Regions from separate parts of the Homo sapiens genome. Here regions 1 and 2 are each linked to region 3. A link is a contact called in ENCODE Hi-C or POLR2A ChIA-PET data. All regions are on one chromosome and are shown on one strand. Each heading gives the region's core, a stretch centred on a gene start or an enhancer-like site at or near the end of the contact. The rest is flanking DNA. Distances are from core to core; before and after follow the strand shown.

Region 1 (4,905 bases), core at 392-2,891, 1.1 Mb before region 3:
TCCCAGCATTTGGGAGGCCGAGCTGGGTGAATTACTTGAGGCCAGGAGTTTAAAGACCAGCCTGGCCAACATGGTGAAACCCCGTCTCTACTAAAAATACAAAAAAATTAGCCGAGCATGGTGGCACACGCCTGTAATCCCAGCTACTCGGGAGGCTGAGGCAGGAGAATTGCTTGAACCCGGGAGGGGGAGGTTGCAGTGAGCCGAGATCGTGCCACTGCACTCCACCCGGAGCAACAGAGCGAGACTCTGTCTCAAAATATATATATATATTCCAACCTACTGTGAACCCGTGTGTCCCAATTATGTTTAAAAAACAGGGAAACTAGAGACATAATGCAAGAGAAGATAGTCATCTGAAACTGGGAGAGGGGCAGGGGTAAAAGCAAAAAGCATGAAGCTACCAGATGCCTCAACTTCCAATTTGCACTAACTTCAACGGCAGCAGAACACTGCTTGGCACGCCCTACACTTTTGTGCATTTCAAACAACTTTTATGCCTTCCTTTTTTTCTTTTGCTGGAGTGACAAGGCACGACAGAACAATAACCTGAGCAAAGCTGGTACTTGGACTAGTTCTGTCTCCAGAGGCTATCCACATCACTGTTACCTTAACCAAACTCAATCTGCTCATGAGTAAAACGGACTTATCTTCATGGGCCCATTCCAGAAGTCTTTTCATTTATCTCCGCTCATTTTACCACAGCGGCAGACGCTGGCGGACACTCAACACATGCTACCATCCTGCCTTCCAGAAGACTTTATTACCTGTAATTCTGTAAGAAAGTCACTGACTTGGTTAGGCCTCCACTTCCCCACCTGTAAAACCCTACTGATGCCTCATAGGGTTGTCTTCGGACCACAGACTGCAATAAAAAATGTAAACGGCACTCGTTTTTAGGCCTGGCAAATAGGAGCTACTCCCATTCTACTCCCTAAAGGAATCGAAAACATGGAGAGGTTAAGTGACTGGCACCTAATCAGATCGGGTAAGGAACCCAACACCTACTGATCTCTTCCATCACCCACAGCCTGCCCAGCTCTCGCCGTGCCCTCCACCAGCGCCAGGCCTCCCACATCGCCTTAGGCTTCCCATGCTCAGAGGAGGGGCAGAGAAGCTACCGATGACACAGGGGCAGAGGGCAGCGAAAAATGACTTGCCCAAGGTCAAAACGTCAGAGTAGACGGGAAAGCCTGGCCTCCTAGCAGCCGAGGCCACGTCCCCGCGCTTGCCCCTTCAGCCCCGAGGACCCACACGCTGCGCCTTCCTGGCCTCGGGGGGCAGCGCGGGGGCCGCTCCCGACCGAGTTCAGTGAGCGCCCTGGCCTCCCCCGCGCACCCCCGCCGCGCCCTCCACCTGCCCACGGCCCGGACGGCCGAGCCCCCACGCCCGCGCTTGCCCGAGCCCAGCCTCGCGCCCCCGGGGCCCCCGCTGCCCCACCCCGGGCCCGGACCCCCCGCGCAGGACCCCGGAGGTTAAGTTTTCCACACGGCGGAGCCCCTCCCACACTCCCTGCCACGTCTGCGGCCTCACGCACTGTGGCGCTCCGGACCCGGACCCCGCTGCCGCCGCCGCCGGGCCCGCGCCGCCGGCCGCTCAGCCCAGCGTCCCCCGGCAGCGAGCTCCTCCTCTGGCCGGGACCTGGAGCCCGAGACGCCCGCCGACTTCCTCCGCGAGCTCCGCCCCGCCGCAGCCCCGGGAAGCGCCCGCCGCCGGAGCCGGACTGACGGCCCCCGCGACCAATCGGGACGCGAGACCGGAGGGGGCGTGCTGACGGACGGCCACTAACGCCAATCGAAATGCGCAATCGGTGGGGGCGCGGCCACAGCTACCGGGCCACGCCCCATCCGCGCTTCCGCTCGGGCCGGGGCGGAGCGGGAAACTTTCCCAGAGTTCCTTCGAGCTCCCCGAGTCCCCGCGGAGCAGCGGCGGTCGAGGGGCGGGGACGGGGGCGGAGCCCAGGAACGCCGGCCCCCAGGGGCTGGAGGCTGGGGCGGCCCTGAGGACGCGTGCGGGGCAGGTCACGCTTGGGCCTGGCTGCCTCAGGAGCCACCCTGCACGGCGCCGGGCGAGGCTGTGCGCGCCCTCCCGGACCCTCCACTTTGGGGCTTTGCGGTGTAGCGGCGCGCCCCACTCCCTTACGTGTTCAGTCCCGAATCACGTACGGGCCGCTGCAGCTCCAGGACGGCGGACGCCAGCGCTCTCGGATCCCCAGGCCCCTCCGTGCTCATCCCGGACCGCTCCGTCCCTGAGGAAAAACCGCCCCGTGCCCGGAACCGCGGCTTCTCCCACGCGGGGCAGGCCGGGGCTGTGAGGGGGCAGCCCGCCTGCGGACTAGGCCGGGGGTTTGAGGAGGCGGCTCTGCCGGGGACAAAGCCGGGGGCGTGAGGGGCGGTTCTGCCGGGTTCGGGGCGCGCGGGGCAGGTTGCGTGAAGAGGCGGAAAGTCCCACTCGCCCTCGGCTTCTCCCTGCCCGGCCGCCGGTGTCCCGCCCGCCGCCTCCCCGCGCAGCCCGGCCCGACCCGCGGCGATGGCCCAGCCCGGGGACCCGCGGCGCCTCTGCAGGCTGGTGCAGGAGGGCCGGCTGCGCGCCCTGAAGGAGGAGCTGCAGGCGGCCGGGGGCTGCCCGGGGCCGGCCGGGGATACCCTCCTGCACTGCGCCGCGCGCCACGGGCATCGGGACGTGCTGGCCTATCTGGCCGAGGCCTGGGGCATGGACATCGAGGCCACCAACCGAGACTACAAGCGGCCTCTGCACGAGGCGGCCTCCATGGGCCACCGAGACTGCGTGCGCTACCTGCTGGGCCGGGGGGCAGCGGTCGACTGCCTGAAGAAGGCCGACTGGTAGGTGTGGAGCGGAAAGACACCCCGCCTCCCCTCTACTCGCAGAGTCGTAGCGAGTTCCCTGTGCTTCTCCGTCCCCTTGGACACCGTAGCTGTTCTCAGCTCCTAGTTCTCACCCCAGGCCTGCTCAGCGGCAGGGACCTCCTGCCCAACTTTCCCTTATAACGCAGATGACCTGCAGAGTCCCTCGTTCCTGCCCTTGTGGGTTAACTGGTCGGGGCAGTCACCTCCCTTTCTAGAGCACGGAATAGTGTAGAATATAACCAAAGAGAATGTTACCAAACAATGAAGTGTGTGCACTATACAGATAGCCTCCGGATGCGATGTTCTGGGGACATTTAGCTAAGTTACTTCTGCACCAATGCATTGTTTCAAGTGGCATTGCTCCAATCAATATCCAGAATTCCTGAGTTATACACGCGCTCGTGTGTGTAGAGCACAGTGCAGTTGTATCACATACGTGCAGCCTTGCATAACCACCACAGTCAGAGATACTCTGCTCCACCATCACACAAGCCAATTGCATTTCGTTTGTTAGATTGACACTGATTTTAGTACTCACTAGGTCAGGTTCGTTAGAGGGCGTGAACATCTTTAGGAACATAGGGAAGTACATCTTCCCCACTGGGGCAGGGGAATAGACTTCGTTATGTGTTGAGGGTTGTCTGTGGGTTTTCTTAGCTCTGCTCCAATTCACTGCTATCCTGTGAACTAGCTTATAAGCTGCTTTGTCTCCCAGGCACCCTCTCCTCTAGGTACACGTTCGTTACAATCATTTTCCCCTTATTATTTCTCCCAGGGTCCTCACAGAAGGCACAGAGGTTGCCGGTCAAAGCTGTTTTCCTGCCTGCCAGACCCCTGAATCCTCTAGGTTTTCCATCTGTGCCAAGGATGTGTGTGTTTTGAAGACCTGGCCCCTGGCTTCTAATGTCTCAGCTGCCTCCATCTGACAGCTTCTCCTGGTTGGCCTTAGGACTCCTCTGATGATGGCCTGCACAAGGAAGAACCTGGGGGTGATCCAGGAGCTGGTGGAACATGGCGCCAATCCACTCCTGAAGAACAAAGATGGCTGGAACAGTTTCCACATTGCCAGTCGAGAAGGCGACCCTCTGATCCTCCAGTACCTGCTCACTGTTTGCCCAGGTGCCTGGAAGACAGAGAGCAAAATTAGAAGGACTCCTCTGCATACTGCAGGTACAGCCTACAGCTCTGCAGGTGAGCAGTACACACATGTGGCTGCTTCACCCAGCACTGCCCAACCGCATCTTGTTCAGGTCACCTTCAGGGGAAAGGAGGATTTTGGAAAACAGAAGGCAGAGAATAAGAACATCTGGGGGGGAGGGGGTGGGGGCGGGGGCGCGGGTGCAGTGGCTCACGCCTGTAATCCCAGCACTTTGGGAGGCCGGAGGCGGGTGGATCACCTGAGGTCAGGCGTTCAAGACCAGCCTGGCCAACATGGTGAAACGCCGTCTCTACTAAAAATACAAAAAATTAGCCGGGCGTGGTGGCGGCTGCTTGTAATCCCAGCTACTGGGGAGCTCCAGAGTCTGAGGCAGGAGAATGGCTTGAACCCAGGAGGCAGAGGTTGTACTAAGCCAAGATTGCACTACATTACACTACAGCCTGGGCAACAAGAGCAAAACTCCATCTCAAAAAAAAAAAAAAAGCATCTAGGGGCCTTTTGGCATATAATCAATTTCTAAAGTTAACATAACTTGGCTAGCATGCTGTGGTATTAATTTATTTTTCGTGTGTATCTGTGTTATCCTCCCTAGATTATTTGCCCATGAGCTGGTTCTGTAGCACATAGTCTTTGACCTTGGGTAAGGAAATTAGTCTCTCTCTTGAGCAAGTTTCCTCATCAACCAAATAATAATGTCAGTGATGGTATGTCTCAGGGTTGTTGTAGAGTTTAAAGAGCATGATGTATGTAAATCCTTTAGACAATGCTTGGCACATAGCACAAAATAACTGGTTAGTGCTATTTTCTTTATCATGTTTACATTCTTACTCTTAAAGGCAGGAGGGAAATATATATCCTCATAGCCTTAGTAACACCTAC
Region 2 (4,521 bases), core at 930-3,429, 1.0 Mb after region 3:
TTTTAACAAGGGCTGAGCCCCAAGGAGCCCTTGGATGCATCCCACGTGATTTAGAGGAGGAAATTGGTCGCGGTCTTTGGAGCAGCCATGCCCGTGAGGCCCGGAGATGGGGCAGGATCACCTTCAGAGGGAGCAGCTCCCTGGCGGGCATGACCACCACAACTAGGGGAAATGTCAGCAGAGAAGATAAGTTGAGGACTCAGTGCAGAACAGCTTAGGGAGCCAAGAAAGCTGTCAGTGGATGGTGGAGGGAGGGTTGTGGTCTTTGGGGGGCTGGTTAAAGACTTAAATCCCCGAGATTTCCACGGGAACTGTGGCCGAGGCATTCCCTCCAGTGCCCACACTGCACTTGGAAGCTTCTCCCCACTAGGCAAGCGGAAGTTGTCCTGAGTGAGAGGGTGATGAGCTGAGTTAGGAAACTGATTCCTAAATACTCAGAGTCCCCTCCTCTGTTCTACATAGGCATCTCTGAATAGATGATTTTTGACATTTGACAAAATTGATGGCAGAGAGACAGGAGCTGAGTGATTGGTGCAGCGTTTCTCTGCACCCAAAACGTCATAGTACATGTGTCCTGAAATGTGTGGGCATCTCATCCACAGGGAAACGTTCGAAGTCACAGCTGCACCTATGCCTTTTATAGAATGACTTTCTACCCCAGCCCCTGCAGGTTAGCAAGCCTTCTGGAAACTAACTCTGACACCGCACCATTTTAGAGAATGTTTTTCACCTCTTAATAATAATCATAGTAACTCTCTCATGGGGCCCTTCCCCACACAGTTCTGCATGCTGAGTTCACTGAAATGGTCTGGCCCTGTCACTGCAGGTCATGGTATTTTCCTGCTAGGAGTTTCGGTTTCTGTTACAGACTGTGTGTGCCTGAGGTTTGCTTCTCTTGGCTGCTCTTCCACAGTGGAATGTTCTTTTTGAAATCGATGACTTTCAAGGTGATCATTACGTGCCAGAGACCCCTGTGAGCTCCTTCAGAACACCAAATTTGGACTCTCCCCAGCTCCCGAGCTGGCTGTCAAGGGTGTGAGCTGACAGTTGAGATGATTAAGCCAACTGACATCATGCCAGGAAATGCCACAATTTAGAAATTCATGTCAATGCCCACTCCTCATTCTATGAGGAAGGCCATGTGCAGTTTGCCAGAAATACTATTGAGAGGCACTAAATAACTAGCACTGATGAGTCTCTATTAAAATAAGATAACTTACTATACATTTCTTAACATATTTATGTTTACACAGGAAAAGCAAAACCATTTGACATTAGTTAAGACTTTAATTTTACTCTTTGAGCAAAGCAAGCTATATAACTAAGCTAAAAGGAAGGCAAAGACAATTTGCAAATATAAAATTGCTTTAAGGAGTCAACGTAGAGAATGATGCTATTAAGATTATCATCAGAATTCAATTACAATTTCACTCATTTTTAGTTATGAAGAAGGAACACATCCAGAAGTGCTGTGCTCGCCAACTGTTTAATATTAATTAGTGAAAACGGTGTTTCCTGATTTAGCCATGAAAGTTAGTAAAGCATTTCATTTCAAATAAATTTTTATTGAAAGCAAATTTTAAAACTACCTGGGGTTGTGTTCAGCAAGGCTTGGGAATTTGAACTTTTTCACATGTGAAAGTTTAAACCTTTTTCTTTTCCCTGTTGTGTGCAAAAATCTCCTTTTGTTTGTCCTCCTGTGGAAATCGTTACTTTCACCCATATATGGCTCCAAAAATATAAACCATCTTAGAGAGGCTGTTGAAATTATTCACTCTTGGCCTAGAGCTAATTGTGGCTTTTCACTCCTAACAGTATCTTATGAGAAAGTTGTAAGTGAAATTAGGGTCAAAATGCACATATGAAAGCCGTGTAGCATTCTCAGAAAAACCACACATGGGCTGTTTTTTCTGTTGTTTTTTTTTTTTTTTTTTTTTGAATATCTGTTTATCAAAAAGCTGCCCATGGTGATTCAGAGCCACATTTTTCCTCTGTGTGTATATACTGGAGAACTTTGACCACGCTTGCTGATTTCAAAGCAAGGCAATATCTTTTCAATGACATCAGCTTCCACTCCCTGTACCGGGAACTCACCGTTCTCTGAACTGAAAGTTGGGAGCTGGTGCCAAAGGTTGTCTCACCTGTGACTGCATTTCCTGTAAGCCCAGTTCACCCTGGCGTGGGCCTGGCCGATTCAGATAATGACACACACCTCTCCAGTTCTCACAAGCAACAGCCCCAAGACTAACTCTTCAGTCATCTCCAGACTATGACCCAGGCCATGGAGAGCAGCCACACCTGGAGAGGAGCCTGCCCTTGCTCTCCTGGGCTGTGCTGTCACTGGCAGTGAGAGTAGAACTGTCTTCCCTTCAGAATCACTGAATGATCAATAAAAAACTCTCAGCAGGGCGCAGTGGCTCACGCCTGTAATCCCAGCACTTTGGGAGGCCGAGGCGGGTGGATCACAAGGTCAGGAGATTGAGACCATCCTGGCTAACACGGTGAAACCCCGTCGCTACTAAAAATACAAAAAATTAGCCGAGTGTGGTGGCAGATTCCTGTAGTCCCAGCTACTCAGGAGGCTGAGGCAGGAGAATGGCGTGAACCCGGCAGGCGGAGCTTGCAGTGATCCCAGATCGCGCCACTGCACTCCAGCCTGGGCGACAGAGGGAGACTCCGTCTCAAAAAAAAAAAAACAACACTCTGACCCTTGTGGGCAGGAAGTGAGCCTTATAGGTTAACACGTGTGTGTGCCACAGCCAGAAGCCCCCGTGCCGACCCCTCTTCATGACATGGTTGGGGCTGCAGCTCCTAGGGACACAAACACATGAGATTCGGGGCCACAGGAGACCCCTACAGTGAAATGACAAAATGCCTCCCTGTGCAGCTCAGGCAGTGGACACCGTGTGATAAGAAATGGAAATAAAACCACCGTGTTTTTTTCTGTCCTGTAGCAGGAGGGTAGGTGCCTGCAAGCTTGTGCATTTCAGAAAGGGTGAATGACAGTGGATTCAAATTATCTCAAGGTGTTAATCCCCCATTTACATTGTGCTTCTACTGTATTGACAGACTCCTCTAGTAAGTATAAGGAAAAATTATCTCCTGGGATTCAAAGGACCAGCCTGCTCAGAAAACGGAGGAGATAAAGAATTACACACAGACACAGACAGATACACATACAAACACACACAGACCATACACACATACACACATGTAGATATGCAGGCAGACACACAGAGAGACTCACAGACACACATGCGTACACATAGACACACAGACACACATACAAACACACACAGACCATACACACATGCATACATGCACATATGCAGCAGACACACAGAGAGACCCACAGAAACACATGAATACACATAGACACAAAGACACACATACAAACACACACAGACCATACACACATACACACATGCAGATATGCAGGCAGACACACAGAGAGACGCCTACAGAGAGACTCACAGACACACATGTGTATACACAGACACACAGACATATACAAACGCACACAGAGCATACACACACACACGCAGATATGCAGGCAGACACACAAAGAGACTCACAGACATACATGTATACATACAGACACACATATACACATACATGCACACAGAGACACACAGAGACACACACGGACATACACATATATACACATGTACATACACAGATATACATACACACGTATACACATGCAGATATATAGGCAGACACATGGAGAGACACACACAGACACACATACATACACAGACATACACGCATGTACACACAGACACTGGGATATATAAGTACATATAGACACTGTAGAATGATCTTAACCATTCCTCTCTTCCTCCAGTAACTCACATTTCTAGGTGACTCTGATTTTCTTTAGCTTTAAACGAAAAAGCAAAATGCTTTCTATAATACCTCTTTGTTTGAAAGTATATTTTTAAAAAGATTCTGAATGGAAGATATTTTTTTCAAGTCCTCTCATCTTTTACTTTTCCGCTGGTGATATCCTCACTGAGTCCATTTGGACAAAGACCGTGGAGAAGCCATTGGGCGTGACACCCGGCGTGGAGCCTGCCCTTTCAGAGCAGGTCAGAGCCAAAATAGACAGCAAAGGAGAACTAAATCCAGGTTGAACAATGCTGGCCCAAAAATAGCAACAGCGTTTATGAGCACAGCAGCAGGAAAGGCTGCTAATCATTTGCCAGGATCTTTTATTTGGGTTTGTCACTATTGAGCGACACTGGGGACTTGAGGCCCCTGTCGAGCACACAAGTCCAGAATTCCAAATAAGAGACTCTAATAATAATATCTGGTGCAGAACCGTCCTTCCATAGAGAACTAAGGAGCCAGCGCCTCCCGTGCTCCCCAGGAGCTGGCAGGAGGGTTTCCTGAGCATCTGCTCTGCAGGGGCATCCCACCAGGCTCTGGCATGAATCCTCCATTCACCCTCACAGCTCCTGTTCGTAGCTTTCAGTGCTCCATGCTACCAATGAGGAAACTGAGGCCCAGAGAGTAAGA
Region 3 (4,272 bases), core at 159-2,658:
TTTTTTTTTTAAAGATCAAATTTTAAACGCTTTTTAGTCAGTGCTGTCTCAAATCACTGGCAGGAATTGTGAAGTTCAAAGCAGAGAAAGGTCGTAGAATAGAATGGTGGTTATAAGACGCTGGGGGCTGGGGGAGGTGAGGAAGGAGGGAATGGGGAGTTGCTGATCAAAGGGTACAAAGTTTCAAACACACAGGAGACACAGCTTTTAAGACTTACTGCGCACTAGGATGCCAACAGTCAACAATAATTTACTACACATGTGTATTTCAAAATAACAAGACATTTCAAACATCTTACCACAAACAATAATAACTGAGAGAGGTGATAGATATGTTAATTAGCTTGATTTAACCACATTGCAATTGTATACACGGCTCAAAACATTACGCTGCACCCCATAAATGCACAGAGCGATTATATGTCTCAGGCATCAGGGCAGGTTGCTTCTAAACAGGGAACAACATGAGATCCCAAAGTTTCTTTTAAAGCCTAATCAGCAATTCCAATTTTCCTTTTTTCTTTTTTTTTTTTTTTTTTCCAGCAAGGTCTGGCTCTGTCCCCAAGGCTGGAGTGCAGTGGCGCCATCAAAGCTCACTGCAGCATCGACTTCCTGGTCTCCAGTGATCCTCCCACCTCAGCCTCCTGAGTAGCTGGGACCACAGGCGCGCACCCCCAAGCCCAGCTGATTTGTTCATTTTTTGTAGAAACAGGGTTTCGCCATGTTGACCTGGCTGGTCTTGAACTCCTGAGCTCAGGCGATCCTACTGCCTCGGCCTCCCAAAGTGCTGGGATTACAAGCCCGCACCCCACGCCCGGCCCCAACTTTTCTTTCTCTCTTTGCTGGAGAGGAGGCTTCGAGGTTCCCTGTTCCGGCCGAGTCCAGCGCCGCCAAGGCCTCCCCTCGGCATCCCCGCTCCAGTTCTGAGTAACTTCAAGGGCTCCGCCTCTCCACAGAGCAGCCCCGCCCAACGCCGCGGCCGCAGCCCCAGAGTCTGAGGCTTGGCTGCCGAGGTTCCCGCTTCTCCCAGAGAGCGCCTCGGCGGGCAGCACCGACTCCGTTTTAGGAAAGGCCGGGCCGGGCTGCTTGTGGGCGGTGGGCGGCCACCTCAGCAGCGCCTTTCCCGGGCGTCGGCCAGGCGGAGGGGAGGCCGCCGCACTTCTCCCCAGCCCCGGCCTGGGTCCCATCGGGCGCCCCCAAGTCCCGCGCTCCCCTAGGTCAGGCGCGCCTCCCTGCCCGCGACCGCGTCACCTTCCAGGAGCTGAGGCCCACGGCTGGGATATCTCCCATGGCCGCCGCCGGCCGCCCCGCCGCCCCGCCGCCCCGCACGCGACTACCGACAGGCACCGCGCGAGCTACTGCGGCGCTGGCGACCCGCCGTTGCGACTGGCTGGAAGTGCCTTGTGACGGCTGACACTCCGACAATGGCTGGAAGCATGAACGCAGGGCTTCCTGACTGGCTGCTGGTGTCGCGCGCCGGGCACTGACTGGCTGGTTGTATTAAGGACGGGCACCCCGATTGGCTGGAGGCGCAGAGCCAGCTGGAGTCCCAAATGGCTGGAAGCACCGCGCTCTGGACATCCTGATTGGCTGGCGGCATAGACGACGGAATTTTCGATTGGCTTGCAGAGCCACGCAGGAGCAGGGAAGGTTTTACAATCGGCTGGCATTGCCGCTCACGCCCCCACCTTAGGTGTGACCTCCTGGTTGCCTTCTCCCTCGCACCGGGTGCATATGCGACTGAGGGTAGGGCAGAGGTGCTAGGTTGATGGGCAGAGAGTCTTCACCGTTCCAGGGCCTCGCCATGGCCGGGCCATCCTAGGGCAAGCTCTAGGGTCAGGGTGCAGAGTCCTGCGTCCCCTGGGGCACAGGGTGCGCGGGAGTGGGTCCCCGCTCTCTTGTACCAAGGATGGCCATTCTCAGGTGCCCCGAGGCCCCCAGTCTGGGAGAAGCGTGCCTGGCCTTGGTTCCCCGTCAGGGAGCCACTGTGCCCTTGGAAAATGCCTTCCACTCCCTGGGTCCTGGCCCAGAGCGGCTGGGGCTTGCAGGACAGCGGGGGTCCTGGGTGGTGCAGGGGAGGCCGAGCCCTGCATGTAGAGGGGAGCGTCCTTGCTTGCAGCCTCGGGCCCCCGTTTGGAAGTGGATGGGGTGGACTGGACACCCCCCTTATGAGTGGACTGGGCTCCCCCAGGGCCAGTGGAGGGAAAGAGGGGTCAAGGGAGCCTTCCGACGCCCCTCTTATCTCTCCTGGAGCTTACAGCTCCCCCTTCATTGCCCCCCTCAGCCCTGGGAGTCCTACTGCCTTGAGGACACCCACACCCAGATGAGGGCTTTGTTTCTAGGTTCCTTGCCTGGGTCTTCAGTGCTGGCCATCAGGGGAGGCGCTGCCCATTCTGCTCAATGGGGCGGCTGCAGCCAGAGAAACTCCCAGGGTCACTCTGGGTGTCCCCCTGCCTCCCACCCAACTTGCATCTCCTGTGAGCATCCATCTCCTCAATGTGAGCTCCTCACAGGTGGGAAGGGGGATCTTCGATACTCTCATTTATTCATTCAGAAACTGTGCCTGGAGCACTCACCTGTGCACGGGGCAAGTTAGGCCAGGGTGCAGTGCTGAAAATGACCTGCATGGGCCTTGCCCTCAGGAGCTCACCATCTGTAGGAATGAATGGACAGAGCATAAAAGCAAATGCATGAGAAAAAAAAAGAGCAGGTGCTATAGTAAAATAAAGCAGGTGCTTGTGGTGAGAGGCGGAAGGGACAGAGTGAGGGAATCCTCAACACCTCAATGAAGTGGCATTTATGCTGCAAACAGAAAGGCAAAGAGTGAGGGAACCAGCCCTGCACAAGTCTGGGAACAGTATTCCTGGGGGAAGCTCTACTGCACTGCAATCGTGTATCATGCTATTTCATTGTTTTAACAGAAATTCCATAAGTCTATGACGTTGAGCATCTTTTACTCTGCTTCTTTGCTATCTGTATATCTTTGATAAGGTGTGTTTTCAGGTCTTTTGCCCATTTTTTATTTGGGTCATTCATTTTCTTATTGTTGGATTTTAAGAGTTCTTTGTGTATTTTGGATAAGAGTCCTTTATTAGATGTGTCTTTGTAAATATTTTCTCCCAGTCTGTCTGTAACTTGTCTTTTCATTTCCTTGACATTGTCTTTAGCAAAATAAAAAAATTTTTATTTTAACGAAGTGAGCTTATCAATTATTTCTTTCATGGCTCATCCCTTTGATGTTGTATTTTAAAAGTCATTGCAAAGACATAAGAATTATATAATGGACTTCGGGGACTCAGGGGGAAGGCTGGGAGGGGAGTGAGAGATAAAAGACTACACATTGGGCACAATGTACACTACTCTGGTGATGGGTGCACCAGAATATCAGAAATCACCACTAAATAACTTTTCCATGCAACCAAACACTACTTGTCGCCCCAAAACAATTGAAATAAAAATTAAAATTAAAAAATCAGAGACTAGACAGAAAAAAATTAAAATAAAAATTAGTAAATTAGAATATCCTGGAACACAGTAATCAATATAAAAAATAAAAATAAAAAAAATCACTAAACCCAAGATCATCTAGATTTTCTCTTATTTTCTAGAAGTTTCATAGTGTTGTGTTTTACATTTAGGCCTTCGATCCACTTTGAGTTAATTTTAATGAAGAGTGTGAGATCTGTGTCTGGATTTATTTTTTTGCATGTGGATGTCCAACATCATTTGTTGAAAAGACTGAAAGTTCTCCAGTGTATTGCCTTTGCTCCTTTGTCAAACATCAGCTTATTATATTTGTGGTGATCTATTTCTGTGCTATTTTGTTCCATTGATCCATTTGCCTGTTTCATAAATACCACACTGTCTTGATTACTGCAGTAGATTTATTGTAAGTCTTGAGGTCAGGTAGTGTGAGTCCTCTAACTTTGTTCTTTTCCTTCAATATTGAGTTATCTATTCTGTGTCTTTTGCTTCTTCATATGAACTATGGATTCAGTTTATCCACAAAATAATTTAGTAAGATTTTGATGAGATTACACTGAATGTTTAGATCAGTTTGGGGAGAGCTGATGTCTTGACAATATTGAGTCCTTGTATTCATGAACATGGAATATCACTCGATTTATTTATTTATTTTTACATCTTTCATCAGAGTTTTGTAGTTTTCCTATATAGGACTCATATGTATTTTGTTAGATTTATACATAAGTATTTCATTTTCGGGGGTGCTAATGTAAATGGTACTGTGCTTTTAATTTCAAATACCACTTG

What was found. A loop is a pair of places that touch in the nucleus more often than their neighbours do. ChIA-PET counts read pairs that join two places held with the same protein, here RNA polymerase II (POLR2A). Pooled maps may share reads with other maps.
Region 1: a map of naive thymus-derived CD4-positive, alpha-beta T cell shows a loop between it and region 3 (4-fold over the local background). The contact joins the promoter of FBH1 here to the promoter of AKR1E2 in region 3. A Hi-C loop is called at or near these places in 1 of 168 maps with a recorded cell type or tissue (naive thymus-derived CD4-positive, alpha-beta T cell) and 7 of 50 pooled maps. POLR2A ChIA-PET finds 5 or more read pairs at or near these places in 1 of 52 experiments (SK-N-SH).
Region 2: a loop to region 3 is called in a pooled map, with 2.8 times the contacts of the local background. The contact joins the enhancer-like site here to the promoter of AKR1E2 in region 3. A Hi-C loop is called at or near these places in 2 of 50 pooled maps. POLR2A ChIA-PET finds 5 or more read pairs at or near these places in 2 of 52 experiments (A673 and Panc1).

Annotation. Positions count from the first base shown.
Region 1 is chr10:5,886,979-5,891,883 of GRCh38, reverse strand. FBH1 (F-box DNA helicase 1) reads right to left here and starts at 1,641. Exons shown (of 21, transcript NM_178150.3): 1 at 1,538-1,641. The coding sequence starts at 1,538. It overlaps ANKRD16 (ankyrin repeat domain 16), which reads left to right and starts at 1,991. Exons shown (of 8, transcript NM_019046.3): 1 at 1,991-2,843; 2 at 3,817-4,037. The coding sequence starts at 2,530. RefSeq lists silencers at 1,209-1,258, 1,449-2,168, 2,309-2,418, 2,429-2,708.
Region 2 is chr10:3,807,914-3,812,434 of GRCh38, reverse strand. It overlaps LOC105376364 (a long non-coding RNA gene), which reads right to left. Exons shown (of 2, transcript XR_930580.3): 2 at 3,918-4,521. Among named protein-coding and RNA genes, the nearest start is that of LINC02639, 24 kb to the left of the region's middle. RefSeq lists enhancers at 391-550, 851-1,100, 1,388-2,587, 2,715-3,040, 764-3,040 and a cis regulatory region at 1,975-2,320. Within about 2 kb of position 2,179, at least 37 of the 41 ENCODE cell types and tissues checked have a DNase peak (open chromatin) inside an H3K27ac peak, as active enhancers do; they include Panc1, where a contact is called at or near this core.
Region 3 is chr10:4,823,343-4,827,614 of GRCh38, reverse strand. AKR1E2 (aldo-keto reductase family 1 member E2) reads right to left here and starts at 1,408. Exons shown (of 10, transcript NM_001040177.3): 1 at 1,252-1,408. The coding sequence starts at 1,290. RefSeq lists a silencer at 902-981.